3 separate regions of the Homo sapiens genome follow, and regions 1 and 2 are each linked to region 3. Evidence: chromatin loops called from intact Hi-C (ENCODE). Cell type or tissue: IMR-90. All regions are shown on one strand. Region 1 holds the start of COLEC12 (collectin subfamily member 12). Region 2 overlaps COLEC12 (collectin subfamily member 12). Region 3 overlaps CLUL1 (clusterin like 1).

Region 1 (4,000 bases), 120 kb before region 3:
ATTAGAAAGTCACGTTGGTACCCTAAAAAGGCATCTGACTTGCACAGGAATATTTGCTTTTGCAAATGAACTTCTTTAACTTCTATGGTGTCCACTGATTTTCAATTTGGCTAAAGAATGGGGTGTGTGTGTGTGTGTGTGTGTGTGTGTGTGTGTGTGTTTGAGAGAGTCTTGCTTCTGTCACCTGCGCTGAAGTGCAGTGGCACGATCTCGGCTCATTGCAACCTCCACCTCCCGGGTTCAAGCTATTCTCCTGCCTCAGCTTCCCAAGTAGCTGGGACTACAGGCATGCGCCACCAGGCCCAGATAATTTTTGTATTTTTTAGTAGAGACAGGGTTTCATTACATGTTGGCCAGGCTGGTTTCACTATATGGTGATCCGCCTGCCTCAGCCTCCCAAAGTGCTGGGATTACAGGCATGAGCCACTGCACCTGGCCAAGAATGTTTTAGATTAACACGTTTATTCTAAGAATTTACAAGGCTTGTCGTTGCTTTCTATCATGTTGGCTTTCTGAAGCACGGGGAGTTAACAACTATTTGATGTAATCAGGAACCCGGGGAAAATCTTTAGTTGGTTCCCTATGGCAAATGGTCAAAACAATTCCACTTGGTAAAAGCAGCTTTCCGTTTTTGTCTAGGCTTCCAAAGCCTCACATGCAACTGGTTGGCTCCACCTCTTCCTGGATACAGCACCAATTGTGGGTTACTTGGCTAGTTAGTTGTCTCAGATTCACTTTTTTTTCCAGTCATCTTCACCAGAGGTTATCTATTTGGTGTCTTAGGGCCTTCCAAGCCACACGGGGTAACTGACAAGGCTTGTCTTTAGATGCCTACTCTATCCTCCTAGTTGCCAGTTCCTATTTCTTCTAGACTCAGTTTTCATACCTATACTGTTAGGATTGAAATGTCTACTCTCAGGGCTGTTGAGAGGATTAATTGCAATGTGTTTGTAGTGTATATAGTACAGTGGCTGGCACTTAGTAGGTACTAAAAAATTATTACTGCCCCTCCCGTCCCCACCCCACCACTCAGACAAATGTAATAAATACAGATTACGTGGTAATAATTGGTAGGCAAAACTCTCATGGAATATTTTTTTTCTTTTTTTTTTTTTTAGACGGAGTCTCGCTCTTGTCACCCAGGCTGGAGTGCAATGGCTCGATCTCGGCTCACTGCAACCTCCATCTCCTGGGTTCAAGTGATTCTCCTGCCTCAGCCTCTCAAGTAGCTGGGATTACAGGTGCCTGCCACCACGCCCAGCTAATTTTTTGTATTTTTAGTAAAGACAGGATTTCACAATGTTGGCCAGGCTGGTCTCGAACTCCTGACTTCGAGTGATCTTGCCCACCTCGGCCTCCCAAAGTGCTGGGATTACAGGTGTGAGCCACCGCGCCCCGCTGGAATATTTTCGTTTTTAAAAGAGGGCTTCAAAATGATTAGTCTACCCGGGGATTCACCAGTCCGTCCCTCCATCAACCTCCCCGACTGGGGCGGAAAGTGTATGGGGCTTCTGGGCAGCGCTAGACCACAGCGGGTAGGCCACCATCTGGTCCAGAATGCAGCATAAATCTCTCCAAAAATGTGTTTAGGACTTCTGGGTATGTTTTCCAGTGCAAATGTAAAGTGGAAAAGTGTCTCAAGTGCAATAGCGGTCCTTTACCCAGTAAAAAGCATAACAAAAGTTTCAGGGTTTAAGAACCCACGTGGGAGCTGATGGAGTGGGTAGGTGGTTAATCTTCCCAAGTTTTAAAAACCACTGGTCTTAATGACCAGCAGAGAAGATTCACTTCTGGCTAAAATGATAACTGAGCCCCAGATAACTTTTAGCCATGTGAAATTCTTTCCTTTCTAGGGAGTCTCCTCAATCAGAGCCAGCTAAGGAATGTGTGTATTTCCTAGAATGTAAATGAGGGAAGAGAAACTGAGATGGAGACAGAAGGAAAGCAAGCCACTGCATTTTGAAATTCTCTAGGTAGGCAGTTGTATCGTGTCTTTTGTTTCTTTTTCCCTGGGGCAGACCACTTTTCACCTGGCCATCAGTCACCTCCCTTCCCGAGGTCTCCCGACGTGGACACCTAACGCCCTTGGAAAGGGAGTGAATTGGTAGGATATCATCGCTCCGGTTAGTTCCGCGGGAGCTGCCCTTCAGAAAAAAAACTTTCCAGAGCCAAAAGTTACTTTCCAAGCGCCTTGGGGCTTCCCGGGCGCCTCCCTCGGACGGCAACCCTAGAAGTCAAAGCGATTGCATCGCCAGGTCTGTGGCGGCTGGAAGCGGGGTGACCGCGGTCAGATGGCATTTCGCACCCACGCAGGGCTGTGTTATCCTAGCACAGAACCAGCAACTCTCACACGAAGCCTTGTGTAAACACCACGCGGGCCCATTCCTGAACGACTCTTTGATGCCTCCGCTGCGGTTACTTATCTCATACATAAATCAGGATTCCGCTGACAAATCTCCGTGTTTCCACTAAACAGAAGGCTGCCCTGCAGTCCTTCTCGTGCTTCTTTCTAAAGTACGATAACATCTGACACTTCCATAAACCGGCCTGCAGAGGACACCGCGCAGGGGGCGACTAACCAGCTGAGGTGTGTCACCCCAAAACACCAGTGGGCACACCCCAAGGCGGGCACGTGGAAGGGACGCGGAACCGAGGGCAACTATTTTCCAGTCGGTGAATCTGATGGAGAAAGATGCCAAATGCACTTCCCGAGCCAGCTGAACTCCTCGGGCACCTAATCATTGCCAGATGTGGCGAGGGCGCACGGAGAACATCCCCAGTCCCGGAGAAAACACCCGGCCGCCAGCGCGGGGACCGCTCGGGCCGGGAAACGGCTAGAGGCGGGAGGAGAGAGGACTGGGCGAGCGTGGGGAGCGCTGCGGCGTGGAAAAGCGACCGGGAGGGATGGCGATGCCTCCACTCTCCTCGGCAGGTTTTTTCAATTAAAAAGTTGGAAACGGGAATCCGTAAACAACGACTTAGGGCTTCAAACTACTTGCAAAGACGCGATGGGGAGGGGAATACTTGCGCGCTTCAAAACCCCAACCTCGAGGTCTCCAGCCGCGCCTGACCCGGGAGCCGGGTGCGCCCCCAGTGTCCGCGCACGAACCCGGCGCCCTGGCAGCCCCGACTCCCCGGGCCCGCAGCCCAAGGGAAGGTTCGCGCGGGAGGCACCTCCGTGGCCTCCCGCGCGCCCCGAAGCCCGTTCCCCCCGCCCAGAGCCCCGCGGAGCTGCCGCCGCCCTACCTTTCATGGTGACCGTGGGGACGCACCGCCGGCCGGGGAGCTCCGCGCGAGCGCCGCGCAGCCGAGGAAGTCGTCCCGAGCGGCTGCTCACCGCACGCCCATGGTAGCCGCGCCGCGCGCCGGCCGTCTGCGCCCCCGTCCTCCCTCGCCGCCGCCGGCCCGCGCTCCCCGCGCTCCCGGCTCCGCGCTCTGCTGCCTCGGGGCTGCCGCGCGCGCCGCTCTCGCTCTCCCAGCGCCCCTCCCCCTGGCCCGACCCGGCCGAGCGAGCGGCCGCGCCCACGCCCCTCTCGCGCCCTCCCGCGCCCGCCCCGCCCTCGGCCCGCGCCTGCCCTCGCCGGGCACTTTCTCGCCCGCCCTCTCCTGCGCGCCCTGGCCCCACTCGCGCGGGCTCTCTCTTTTTCCCGTTGCACCAGCGTCGGGATGAAGTCGGGAGCAAAGCCCTTCCCGGGGCGGTCCAGCGTTCACCTTCGGCGAGCACCTAAGGTGCCGCTGCTGCTGGGGTCGCTTCTACACCCCAAACTACCTAGCAAGTGTTGGGCGAGAGGATGGGGAGCTGCTGTGCCCCGGGGGTGGCGGGGGGTAAGGTGGGCCCTTCCCCAAACGGCTCTGGGGCATGGAGAGGTACAGAACGTCCTCCGGGTTCAGAGTTTCCAAGTGCGTGCGCTGGTTGACGCCTGAAGGAGACCAAGCAGCAGGGAACACTCTCTCTGTCACCCAGGGAGAGCCCGAGTGGCCAGAATCCGAAGTCACCATT
Region 2 (4,000 bases), 160 kb before region 3:
TTGTGGCTAAGCGGAAAGTTACACTGGGAGATAAATAGAAATGAAAGGCATTGTGATGCTATAATGTGGTAAAAACAGCACAGCATACTTTATTTATTTTTGTTTTGTTTTATTTTACGCTTTTTTTTTTTTTTTTTGAGACAGAGTTTCACTCTGTCACCCAGGCTGGAGTGCAGTGGCACAATCTCAGCTCACTGTAAGCTCCGCCTCCCGGGTTCATGCCATTCTCCTGCCTCAACCTCCTGAGTAGCTGGGACTACAGGTGCCCGCCACCATGCCTGGCTAATTTTTTGTATTTTTTAGTAGAGACGGGGTTTCACCATGTTAGCCAGTGTTTTACTTTAAGTTCTGGGATACATGTGCAGAATGTACAGGTTTGTTACATAGGTATACATGTGCCATGGTGGTTTGCTGCACCCATCAACCCATCATCTAGGTTTTAGGCCCTGCATGCATTAGGTATTTGTCCTAATGCTCCCCCTCCCTTTGCCCCCCCCTCCCCTGACAGGCCTGGGTGTGTGACATTCCCCTCCCTGTGTCCATGTGTTCTCATTGTTCAACTCCCACTTATGAGTGAGAACATGCAGTGTTTGGTTTTCTGTTCCTGTGTTAGTTTGCTGAGAATGATGGCTTCCAGCTTCGTCCATGTCCCTGCAAAGACATGATCTCATTCTTTTTTACGGCTGCATAGTATTCTGTGGTGTATATGTGTCACGTTTTCTTTGCCCATTTGCACATTTTCTTTGCCCATTCATGGGCATTTGGGTTGTAAATAGTTCTTTGCTATTGTAAATAGTGCTCAGCACAGCACACTTTAACTGACACAATAGTTAAGTGTATCAAGCACAACCCAGGCAGGGTATGAAATCAGACCACGTCAGCCCTCAGGTGGTAGGACAAAGCACGTGGTGGGAGGCTGGCTGGTTTAAGAGGGTCTTGCAGTACCTTCTATGGAGCATTTTACTACTTTTCTGAATTGATCTTAGGCAAAGAATGGAGAAAAACATTTGACTTCCACCTTTATCCTGTCTCACAGAGGTAGGCATGACAGCATTAAAACCCAACAGGCACACTGTAGCTACTATGCCCAGTCTGAGTTCTCAATGAAGACCAAAAATAGTTCTTGGTGCTATGCTGTCTCTAGTTCCACAACCTTCATACAAAACACAAACCCCTCGCTGGTTTAAGAGTGCCAGAAAGCACTGGGGAGTTAGGGCCAATCATGTGCCGTGAGCAACTTGTACTCATAAACCAGGCCCACACAGATGAGACGCTTTACACAAGGAGGGAAAGGCCGCCCAGAAACATCCTCTGGAGAAATACTCAGTTGGCCGGGCTCTGCCTCCAGTGCCGGAACAGCAGGATGACTTCTGCGTTACCGACGATCTGTTCACCACACTTCACTAGAGCCTTCCCACACCTCCGCTTAGGAAGGTCACAAACCCATTTGGGTTAAATGCTCTTGCAGCTTACTGGAAACCCACTGGCAGCTGATGTTGTGTTTTGAGAATAAACGATGTAACCTGTAAGATTTCCAGAAGGCGTATTTTCTTCTCCAACAAAGAGCAGCCCGCTGACTGAGCTGTGGACCGCAAGCAGTGGCAGCCCCTTGGCTGCTCGCTATTTTGAGTCTGGAGAGATTGTTCACGAGGAGCACAGGCTGTTTGGCAACATCAGAGCTCTACCCAGAAAGCAAAAACAAAATCCGGGTGGTAAGGAAGAGCCAGGCAGGAATGCCTATATACCTGAGGACCCTGAGCCCCGTACTCTGTCTCCTTGGTGAAGTGCCAGCCCTCCCACTTCTCGGCTCGCAGGTCTTAAAGACAGTATTTTACTGCTTTTCCGCAGCATTTTCACGGCATTTTGTTAGGATGGTGGTTTGTTCACATTCCCGAGGGTTTTCTCTTGGCAAGGATCAGTGCAGCCAGGTAACTGCTCTTCCTCTTAATTAATCTTAATTAGATTACATGTAACAGCATGGCTGCACAGTGAGGCCTGCCGATCTGCTGACAAGGAGCAGCTTACCCTGTGAACGAACAGGCCTGACTGGGATTATGGACGCGAGCCGTGTAAATGGGAACGGAGCCCCCTAAGCCAACAGTCCTCGGCCTGCTGACACAGCTGCACAGAGTACCCAGGCACTGCAGCGCCGAAGGAGATTCAGTTACAGTGAAGAAATCATAACAAAGACAGGAAACAGATCAGCACACTCTGGATTTAACACCCTCCCTGGGGAGCTCTGCTGATTTCTAGGCTGCAGATGTTTTTAACCCTGCCTTGAAGAATGTCCATGTCACATGCTGGAGCTGATGAAGGCAAGTACAGTATTGAAGCAAAGCACACATATCCCAAAAGTGGACCCAAATCATGTTGATTAGAGCTTCCCCCATCTCTGCGAAAAGAGGACACAACTGTTAAAATCTGTAAACGATCTTTTGGTGGAGTTTGATGAGCAGTTGCGAAATGGATGCCCACAAAGCCTGGTGTTTATTTACTTAAAATGAGGTGTAAATGAAGCTCACTAGACTCTTCCATGAAGGGCTTCCTAGTCCCAAGAGTTGCAAAATGTCTCAGCTGTTTCCGACTTTTTGCTCTTTGCAGCACTCTATACCAAGCGGAGTAGAATGAAAACAAGCCTCCTTCATTGCGCATTTTTCAAAGTGACTGCCAACAAAAGCTGGATCCTTGACTGTTTAGTGCTTACGATTGAGGAGACGGCGTATCTTACTGGCAGGATATAGGTAGTTTTCCAACAGTTACAGTAAGTTTGCAGAATTGGAAATTTATATAAGTTCTTCTGAGTTACATAAACATGTCTATGACTGCACAAAGATGTGGTTCGCCAGAAGCACTGCATTTTCTTTGTGGCAAAGGGACTGGCCATACCCTGCCAGAAAAGTTCAGGCAAGAGGAGGACTCTAATGTTAGATAAACCTCAAGTCCAAAAGTTGGAAAAAGAGAAAAACGTTCAGCTCACTTGTGATCTGATTTTGTCCCATTTGCAGTTCTTTTACTGTTTTCCATGAGTATTTTTAAGAATGCTCACAGAGGACCTCATCAGGGACCGGAAACTCTAGCACTCATTTCCTAACATACCCTTGGAGCATCTCACTAAGGACATATTTTTGCTTCTCATGTTAAGAAAGCAAAAGGATCATTTTAACTGCTACTGAATTTAATCCTGTGTTTGAACAGACACAGATCTCTGGTAATTCAGAGCAACTGTCTTTTCCCCAGCTGAGCTTGCTGACTTACCCAGACAACTGAGAACACACGTGGGTGGGCTGAGGAGGGGAGAGGAGAAGTGCACCTGAACGATCCAGGTTGGCCCTCTCCTCTAGCCACAGGCATTGGCAAACTGCTGTTCCTGGTTGTCCAGACCCGTTTTCTGAAGGCAGCCTTCGCTTCTGTGAATCGGTGGCAGCTCAAGACCTAGGAGCTGAGGACCCCCTGATGGGGTAGCTTCTCCCACTACTGGACAGACCACCTGTTCAAAAGCCCCTTGTTATTTTGGACCTCTTCATCTAAACTGTCGTCTTCCAGACCTTAGGATCACAGATTCTGTCTCTATATGATCACTCCTCAAGACTTCTCTCTCCCACGTGAAGCCATTTTCCCCAGTTTCATTTCTGGTCCACCACTGCACCTCGTGAACTTCTCATTTTGCACAGGAGGTACTCAGATAACTTCTTTTTGAGACAGGGTCTTGCTCTGTCACCCAGGCTGAGTGCAGTGGCACGATCATGGTTCATTGCAGCCTTGACCTCCCAGGCTCAAGTGATCTTCCCACCTCAGCCTTTCAAGTAGCTGGGACCACGGACATGCTCCACCATTCCAGGCTAATTTTTTTATTTTCTGTAGAGATGGGGACTGGGGGCTGGGAGAGGTCTCCCTGTGTTGTCCAGGCTGGTCTCGAACTCCTGGACTCAAGCTATCCTCCCTCCTTGGCCTCTTTAGCAGCCGGGATTACATGCATGAGCCACCAGACCTGGCACTCAGA
Region 3 (4,000 bases):
CAGGGACCACTGTCATTGTATCCTGGAGCTGGTTCTATATAAGACACAGCCTGAGCAGTATATAGGCTTCCTAGTCTGCTCCTGGCCAAATGTCCCAGTTGGAAGCCCAGAGGTTGTCTGGCTATGCCAGTGGCAGGATGGGCAAGTCTAACTCAAGGGTGACATATTAGCAAGACCTTTATGGCCATGCATCTAAGATGCTCTGTCCAAGCCTGAACTTAGCAACAATAAACCTGACATTTTGAAATCCATCTGATTCCTCTATTTTCCAGTTGATGCCACATGCATCCTCTTGCCATCTTTCTTAATTAAGATGACTTTGCTTCTAAATCTCCTTAATTATCAAGCAGCTATCTACAATATTTTGTAATCCCCTTAAATCTTGAGCATAATGATGTCATAATTATGAAAGTGACCGGATTCACATGAAGTATTGCTTAATCTTAAGAACAAAATGGCAGCTGTGAAAACAGATGAAGTAATTAGAGGAAGAGCCTTTTTGGAAGCTTCGAGATATTTTCAAAGTAATTAGTACTAGTTAGCAATAAAGTTCTGTTCTGAGAAATTGCTCTTAAAGGAGGAACATGGATTAAAGAAAAAAATCTGCTACTAGGAAGTAAGCCATCTTTCTATGTGTGTGATTGGTTTTGCTTCCTGAAAACTGGTTCCGTTTTCAACAAAATTTGGGTCTGTTGAAAAAGAACACGCAGATGCCAGCCTTGATGTCAAACGGGCCCAAACTTGGACAGTGGTAAACTAATGAGCAATGGTGCACAGAGTCAGGGTAAAAGCTGGACAATTTCCTATGACCAACTTTTCCAGGACTCTGCTCTGCTCTTCCTGAGAAAAATACCCAAAGTGCTGCCTCTTCCATTGGCCAACCATGCATCTTTCAGGATAGGACACATCTGTTTATAGGTGTGGATTGTAGTTGCTCATAAGTGACATTAGGCTGTTTAAAATAATAATAGTTCGAGTTTTGCTATGAGCTGATCTGTTTTCCAAGAGAGCTAAGAGTTTTCCAGCTAAAAGAGGGAATTAGTGGGTAATCAAGGCAGCTGACATGGGGTGTGGCTGGGCCTTGAATGTGTGTCACTCTCTGTGCCCAGGCAGAGCAAAGATAAACTCCAGACTGCATGTTGCTCAGAGACCAGGACCAACGTCATAGGGCGCCTAAAAGGCAGGTGGCCCAGTTCAGAATTGTCAAGGTCTGACCTGCTTGGACAAGTGCTGAGTACATAGTAAGGATGGATTGGCTAGTCTCTCAAAACTTGCAAACAGGGCGCAGGTGATCTTGAGATTTCAGTTGCCAGAGAGACCCATCGTGTAGATTCCAGAGTTGGCTATCATGACTAACAGCTGTCTAAGTTGTTTTTAAATGAATCATTAAGGGCTACATTTTCAGTTCAGCTAATCAAGTAGCAAATTACGGTGGGTCTAAAATACTTATCTATTGCATTATGTATATGCTAGACTTTATCACTTTAGTTGGTTATATCGCTTCATATACTAACAGTCAAAAAATGCCAAACGAGAAAACAAACAAACAAAGATGCCACATGACTGTGTAAATACACTTTTCGAACTGTTTTATCTAAGAGTTTACTCACTTTCACATTGTGGCTTATAGTATTTTCAATCTAAGAGACTAATTTTGCTTACATAGGAAACTACATATTTTAAATTGAAAATTAAAAAAATATTTTTAAGGTTTTAATGAGTCCTATCAAAACACATTTGTATATAGGAAGGTAGCCCAAGGTCACTGTTGCCAATTGTGTACACAGCCTGCCCTCTAGTGTTTTCTTCTGAACAGTACCAAATTTTAGATCATAGTTGTAAATCTCAAAATGTTGGGTTAATAGGATTAAACACTGTGTCATCAAACTGATAGGACACAGCTAAATCCCTGACACGGATGAAAATTAAAGCAGAGAAAAACGAAGGTCCTTCCAGAAGCTGGTGGCAACTTCACTGGGGAGATATTGCAAAGTTAGTGGTAAATACACTATATTAATAAGTTTTGTTTTGTAAATAGAGTAATGATAGAAGAAGAGTTAGTTGAAATGATGTATGTAAAATGTGATAACTGCATAATTACTAGTACAGTTGCTAGTTTACGACTGTATTAAAAAGACATTCCAAATGTTGATCAAATAATGGAGGTTTCTGTGGTTGTTTTCTTTTTAAAATAGTAAATATACGTAAAGCAGATAAATATCCCCTTTGTGGGAGTTAAAATAATCTAACTTATTTTATAGTTTTAACTTTATTAAAGCATACGACTATTCTAACTTATTTAACTTTTCTTAGTAAAGTTTTAACCTCTGTATTTAGAATATTTATAACTAATGTGTATCGAATTAAACTCAAAGGGAAATTCATTAACTGAGAAGAAAAAATTTTAACTGTGCACTATTCACATAGCATAATGGGTTTTATAAGGAGTATGAGAAAAATGTGTGTGGTTGGTTTTGCTTTCTTTAAAAATAATAGCGAACCACGTAGGTAAAAACTCACTTGAGAACATAGACTTTTGGAGGGAAATGCCAGGTGTGGTGGCTCACGCCTGTAATCCCAGCACTTTGGGAGGCCGAGGGGGGCGGATCACCTGAGGTCAGTAGTTCGAGACCAGCCTGACCCACATGGAGAAACTCCATCTCTACTAAAAATACAAAATTAACCGGGCTTGGTGGCGCATGCCTATAATCCCAGCTACTTGGGAAGGCTGAGGCAGGAGAATCACTTGAACCTGGGAGGTGGAGGTTGCGGTGGGCCGAGATCACGCCATTGCACTCCAGCCTGGGCAACAAGAGCAAAACTCCGTCTCAAAAAAAAAAAAAAAAAAAAGAATTTTGGAGGGAAAAAAATCCCTCTAACAGATTCGAATTAATTCTGTGTTTCGAGATGTTTACAAAATGAAGCTTGGACTCTGAGAGGATGTGATCTATCCTCTCCATTGCATTGAGTTTCAAGTACTTCACATGGCGGGCTTTTTTAACTGTCGTGAAGAGTTTAAACCAAATAGGGACTAGAATTTGTTTGTTTTTTTAACTTACATTTCAAGCTTCCTTATGTCTCAGGCACATTAGCATAAGTTGTCTAAAGTCATAAGGAAAAATTGACAGAAAAATGCTTTGGAGCCCCAGGTGTTTTCAATTGATGCCAACAGAAACTAACCAAATGGAAGACATTTGATGCGGGTTTATTTTTCCTTTGCAGTAACAGCGGGAACATGAAGCCGCCACTCTTGGTGTTTATTGTGTGTCTGCTGTGGTTGAAAGACAGTCACTGCGCACCCACTTGGAAGGACAAAACTGCTATCAGTGAAAACCTGAAGAGTACGTTTGGTTTCTTATCTGTGCTGTGTCCTGTTTGCATGTTGGTTGTCCTGCTGGCGTTTATAGTGAGTCGCAGTTGAGAGATAACCATATTCGCTGTTTTCACGGTGAAACGTTCTCAAGGCGCTTAAACCAGGTCATCCTGACGCCAAACATCTGGGTAAAAATAGAAAATTCCAATCACGTCTCTGCAGGCGTTCACCTTTCCAGATGTTTGTATCATGTAGATACAACTTGCCAGTTTTTTCACTGCATTTTTTTGTATCATCCAGATGGTTGGTGTCATCTCAGCACAGCTCTAATGAACAGTGAAATACTTTTCTAGCATTTGAAAAATTTAAACCATTAGAGTAATCTGTGCAATTGTTCTTAAACTAGTGAAAGAATGGGTTATAATTACGTTGAATCTGGTTGTTCTGTGGCCATTAACTTGCAACTTTGCTTGGTGATATATACTTTGGGTACTTAATATATAGAAGAACAAATTAGCTAAAATGCAGCTGATTTGGGGTCTGTAATAATCAGAGTCAAGAATGAGCTCCTCAGTAGGCCACGTTGGCTATTTTGAACAGGGAATGACAATGAATTTTAAACTTACTAAGGGCTTATTAAAGGTGTATAAGACACGTCCATTGAGTTATTAAGGAAGCTCGTATTAC

The links. Peaks named below come from ENCODE experiments on the same cell type or tissue, not always from the same donor. Only the 100,000 strongest peaks of a DNase experiment are listed, where the experiment ranks them.
Region 1: it touches region 3 in a loop (4-fold over the local background); 21 of 110 quality-filtered maps call a loop at or near these places.
Region 2: a loop joins it to region 3, with 2.9 times the contacts of the local background. A loop is called at or near these places in 3 of 110 quality-filtered maps.

The regions. Positions count from the first base shown.
Region 1 is chr18:497,262-501,261 of GRCh38, forward strand. It overlaps COLEC12 (collectin subfamily member 12), which reads right to left and starts at 3,440. Exons shown (of 10, transcript NM_130386.3): 1 at 3,247-3,440. The coding sequence starts at 3,253. In IMR-90, no CTCF peak of the experiment used is centred here; a DNase peak (open chromatin) is centred at 2,380; H3K4me3 peaks cover 1,161 bases; H3K27me3 peaks cover 1,724 bases.
Region 2 is chr18:455,159-459,158 of GRCh38, forward strand. The region is part of intron 2 of COLEC12 (collectin subfamily member 12); the gene reads right to left. Among named protein-coding and RNA genes, the nearest start is that of COLEC12, 44 kb to the right of the region's middle. In IMR-90, no CTCF peak of the experiment used is centred here; a DNase peak (open chromatin) is centred at 2,213; H3K27ac peaks cover 1,942 bases.
Region 3 is chr18:614,766-618,765 of GRCh38, forward strand. It overlaps CLUL1 (clusterin like 1), which reads left to right. Exons shown (of 10, transcript NM_001393344.1): 3 at 3,223-3,341. The coding sequence starts at 3,236. Among named protein-coding and RNA genes, the nearest start is that of CLUL1, 20 kb to the left of the region's middle. In IMR-90, a CTCF peak has its summit at 1,793 (motif pointing left); no DNase peak of the experiment used is centred here; H3K27me3 peaks cover 840 bases.